Linked DNA regions of Homo sapiens: region 1 is linked to region 2. A link is an interaction called in ENCODE POLR2A ChIA-PET data of the cell type or tissue named here. Cell type or tissue: OCI-LY7. All regions are shown on one strand. Region 1 overlaps RERE (arginine-glutamic acid dipeptide repeats). Region 2 has its middle 3.3 kb from the start of RERE.

Evidence for each region. ChIA-PET counts read pairs that join two places held together with the same protein. Peaks named below come from ENCODE experiments on the same cell type or tissue, not always from the same donor. Only the 100,000 strongest peaks of a DNase experiment are listed, where the experiment ranks them.
Region 1: POLR2A ChIA-PET joins it to region 2 with 14 read pairs; 16 of 35 experiments call an interaction of 5 or more read pairs at or near these places.

The regions. Positions count from the first base shown.
Region 1 is chr1:8,762,848-8,765,347 of GRCh38, forward strand. The region is part of intron 1 of RERE (arginine-glutamic acid dipeptide repeats); the gene reads right to left. Among named protein-coding and RNA genes, the nearest start is that of RERE, 54 kb to the right of the region's middle. RefSeq lists an enhancer at 1,224-1,273. In OCI-LY7, CTCF peaks have their summits at 1,326 (motif pointing left) and 1,526; DNase peaks (open chromatin) are centred at 1,294 and 1,914; H3K4me3 peaks cover 1,267 bases; H3K27ac peaks cover 1,271 bases.
Region 2 is chr1:8,819,721-8,822,220 of GRCh38, forward strand. No RefSeq gene overlaps it. Among named protein-coding and RNA genes, the nearest start is that of RERE, 3.3 kb to the left of the region's middle. RefSeq lists a silencer at 2,220-2,443. In OCI-LY7, no CTCF peak of the experiment used is centred here; no DNase peak of the experiment used is centred here.

The sequences.
Region 1 (2,500 bases), 57 kb before region 2:
ATAAATGAAGACTAGGAGCTCAAAATTCCAGAATGACCTGGGACCATGGAAAATTAGTATTTTGCCTTCTACAGTAAAGTCACACTCTTGAGCAAAGGAGGAAAAAAAAATTATCACAGTCCCTCAATCAGCAAAAATCTAGGCATGGAAGACTAAAAGAAGTTAGGGTCCAGTAAGCTTAAAAAAGAAAACAGTGACTCAGAAATTTCCTATCTGCAATATATAGCAGGTTTAGAGGACGAAAATGAAAACAGAAGATTATTTCTAGACAGCTTGATGGAGAAAGATAATATTTACCTCAGTAAAGTTACAACCATAGGAACAAATCCAGATTCTATTTGTTTTTGTACAACTCTGCAAAAAATCATAGGGTGTAATTCACTTCTCAGTTCAGAAATAAGACGTCCTTAAAAAAATAAGTAAGAGGTACTTCTTGAAAACTAAAAGAAAAAAAATCTACTCCCATAATCAAGAGTTTCCATGCAGTATTAAAAATGATGTCCAGCTGGGCGCAGTGGCTCACACCTGTAATCCCAGCACTTCGGGAGACTGAGGCGCATGGATCATTTGAAATCAGGAGTTTGAGACCAGCCTGACCAACATAATGAAACCCCGTCTCAACTAAAAACACAAAAAAATCAGCCAGATGTGGAGGCGCACGCCTGTAATCCCAGCCACTCAGGAGGCTAAGGCAGGGGAATCACTTGACCCTGGGAGGCAGAGGTTGCAGTGAGGCAAGATCGAACCACTGCACTCCAACCTGGGCGACAGAGCTAGACTCCGTCTCAAAAAACAAACAAACAAAAAACAAGACCGGGCACGGTGGCTCATGCCTGTAATCCCAGCACTTTGGGAGGCCGAGGCAGGCGGATCACGAGGTCAGGAGATAGAGACCATCCTGGCCAACATGGTGAAGCCCCATCTCTACTAAAAGTACAAAAATTAGCCGGGTGTGGTGGCATGCGCACCTGTAGTCCCAACTACTCGGGAGGCCGAGGCAGGAGAATCACTTGAACCCAGAAAGCAGAGGTTGCAGTAAGCCGAGATCACGCCACTGCACTCCAGCCTGGCAACAGATCAAGACTCCGTCTAAAAAAAAAAAAAAAAAGTCCCTCCTATAATTCAGGAAGTGAAGGTGCTAGTTGACTGTTATTTATTCTCACTCAAAAAGCTAACTCAAGGTCAAGAAGACCTCTGCCACCAGCTGCAGTGTACCAATCCTAGGAGGCTATTTCTCAGAACCCCATGCTTCTTATCAAGATGGTTCCCACGCTGTCTTCCCTTTCCCTCATCACTGCCTCCTCCAGGTCAAAGAATATCCCCAGGGCAAGTTGCAGCTGCTCCTTATGCACTCAGCCCTGGCCTCAGAGTACACATGGGTTTTGCCTCATCTATGACTCTTGGGGGAAGCTTACTATGCAGAGAGCAACTGCAATGTGTCGCTCTCTATAGGATCCCAGCCAGGTGCCTTAGTGCCATCGGGAAAATGAGAGGAAACAAGGAACACACAAAAATCATGAAATACTGCTTCGGGTACTAACTCCAAGACAGAATTTTTTTCTTAAGTTAAATGTTTAAAAACAAAAAAAAGCTACAGTCATCTATGTATTCAGTCATCCAGTCAATCCCATGCCAAGTATAATCTCTGTTAACTATGCTTAGTGTGGTCAGAAAGGAAGTCTAGATAAACAATCACAACAACAGAGTGGGCTGAATGCAAACAGCCGGGGTTCAAGGAAGGCTCCCTGAAGAAAATTACCTGTAAACTGAAGCAAGCAAGAGGTGACCAGGCTAAGAAGAAAAGAATGTTCACCACACAGCCATTACTCAGGGACGTAATTCACCCAGATTTCTATTTTTAAAAGATCAAAGGCTCCAAAAAAGCAAAGGGCCAGTAAGCACAAGACAGAGGCTCAACCTCATTAGGGAAATGCAAATCAAAACTGTAAGATACCACTTCACACCCATCAGAATGGCTACAATCCAAAACCCAGATAGTAAGTATTAGTGCTAATGTGGAAAAACTGCAAGGTTCATGCATTGCTAGTAAAATTGTAACATGGTGTAGCCACTTTGGAAAACAGTTTGTCAGTTTCTCAAAATGTTAAACAGAGGTTCCATACCCCCCAAAAATTTCACTCTTAGGCTTTGGAAGTCACCCCAAGAGAAATGCAAATACACATCCTCACAGAAGTTTGTACATGAACGTTCACAACAGCATTTTTTTAACAGCCAAAAAGTAGAACCATTCAAAGTGTCCATCAACTAGTGAATAAATAAAATGTGGCATAGCCACACAATGGACTATGATTTGGCATTTATTGGGAATGAAGTACAGATGTTATGCTACCACATGGGTGAACCTTGAAAACATTATACTAAGTCAAAGCAGCCAGTTACAAAAGACTACATGATTCAATTAACGTGAAATGTCCAGAATAGGCAAATCCATAAAGACAGAAAGAAGATTAAGGGCTGCTTAGGGCTGGGGGATGAGTAG
Region 2 (2,500 bases):
ACACCCAACTAACTTTTGTAATTTTAGTAGAGATGGAGGTTCACTATGTTGCCCAGGCTGGTCTCGAAACTTACAGGAGCATTATTTCTAATAAAGATTCAGCTCTGTGGTAGACAAATGGACAATGCACTGCCATCCAGCAGGGAGGAGAGAGGCTCTCCACGTTAGGAAATAACATTTACTATGGTATTAGGGATTGGCCGTCACTTTCATTTATCCATAAAAATGTAAATTTAGAAGTCCAGAAATGCCACATAGTTACAAAGCATAATATATGGTATCAGACCACAAAATTAGCAAACTAAACCCATTTAACTGTAACAGTCCCACGAAAGAATTGTGGTCCAGCCATAAAGCCGGAGAGTACTGGACCTCCTTCCAAGGATCTGAGAAGCTGATAATGCAGTAAAATAATCTTCATCGTTAAGAACAACTATTAAACTATTGATTGAAAGCTTATGTTCCCAGTGCCCTAAGAAACATGTTACATTCTTTAGCCCACTTTTTCTCCCCATGAAGTGTATTATTATTATCTCTTTTTTTTTTTTTTTTTTTTTTTGAGACAGTTTCGATCTTGTTGCCCAGGCTGGAGTGCAATGGCGCGATCTCAGATCACCGCAACCTCTGACCCCCGGGTTTAAGCGATTTTCCTGCCTCAGCCTCCTGAGCAGCTGGGATTACAGGCATGTGCCACCATGCCCAGCTAATTTTGTATTTTTAGTAGAGACAGGGTTTTTCCATGTTGGTCAGGCTGGTCTCGAACTCCCAACCTCAGATGATCCGCCCGCCTCAGCCTCCCAAAATGCTGGGATTACAGGCGTGAGCCACTGCTCCCGGCTTATTATCTCCATTTTAAAAGTCAAGGAACTGGGGCTTACGGAAGTTAAAGAACTAGCTGAAGATTAAAGACGTAAAATACCGACTTGGATTTTTTTCCCATATTAAATTTTTAAAAGTTTCCTTATTCTCTTTTCAGCAATATTTTTAAGTGGGAATTAAGTAAATAAAGTAGTTATTGAATCTGAAAATATCAAGGACTTTTTTTAGTTATTTTATGTATCTTACTACAGGTAAGAAGTGATTTTTTTTTAAATATACAGAGATCACATCAGAGCTGTATTAAAGGAAGATGGAAAATGGGGATTATTTAATAAATGATATTGGGACAACAAGATAGCTATATGGGGAAACAAAAAACAACAACACACACCCACTAGATTCATATTACTCCTAACACACCCCACCCCCAAAATCACAGGTGGATTTCTTTATTTTTTTAATTGAAATTTTTTTTTTTTGGAGCCCAGGAATTTGAGACTACTCTGAGCAACATAATGAGACCCCCATCTCTACAAAAAAATTTTAAAAATTAGCTGAGTGTGATGGCACATGCCTGTAGTCCAGGCTATTTGGGAAGCTGAGGTGGGAGGATGGCTTCAGCCTGGGAGGTTGAGGCTGCAGTGAGCTGTGATCATGCCACTGCATTCCAACCTGGTGACAAGAGTGAGACCCTGTCTCAAAGGAAAAAAAAAAAGGAAGTTAGCCCTTGCTTATACGTGTTGAAAATGTTTCTCCCCAGTCTGCCTGTTTCTTGCATTGCTATGGTGTTTTTATGCCTTATAGGGATGTGAAATATTTATGCAGTAAAATTTATTGGTGTTTTTTCCTTTATGGCGTCTGGATTTCCTGCCATGTTAGAAAGAGCTTCTTCAATCCATGATTTGAAAAAGTTTTAGTGTTCTTCTAATACTTTTGATTTCATTTTTTAAAATCATAAAAATTTGGCATAGACAAAAGAATATACATTATGTGTACATAGGTTGAGGGGGATAATAATAAAATAAACACCAGTAAACTCAACCTAAGAAATTGTGGTTTAGTGGTTTCACTTTTTTAATCATTTATTTTAATTTTTTTTAGAGACAAGGACTTTTTTCTTTTCATATCAAGCATGGATAATTCTTATAATTAAAAAAAACCATTCAAGTTCTTTGAACATACAGCTGGTAACTAGTCTTCATAATTCACCAGCAGTACTCAAGCTTTAGAACATGTAAATTATTTTCCCCTAAAATGCCTTAAGCAGAACTAGGGTGCTTTAGCAGGCCTTGTAGCAGACTGAAGCTTGTTTCTAGGCATTTTCTATGAAATTGGCTTCCAAGTTTATGTAGTGCAAATATAAGCCAATAACGAGCCTCAGCTATATCTCCCGTTGCACTTTTTCAGGTTGAGCCTCCAGCAGCACTTCTTTCTTCCCCACTGCCAGTTCTCCGAGCTCACCTTGCATTTACCCACAGCGGGTTTTCACTTTATAATTTATTGTAAATCGAAATTTCTCCCTCTCCAGTTTTTTCCCCTTGGGCCAGGTAAGTAACCCCTGGTAGCCTTTGAAAGTCCCTGCACTGAATTGGAACGGAGAAATGGTTGATGTTTCAGAGCACATGTGTGAGCAAATACAGAGAGAGGTGAAACAGCTTTTCAAAACAAAGGATCAAATATC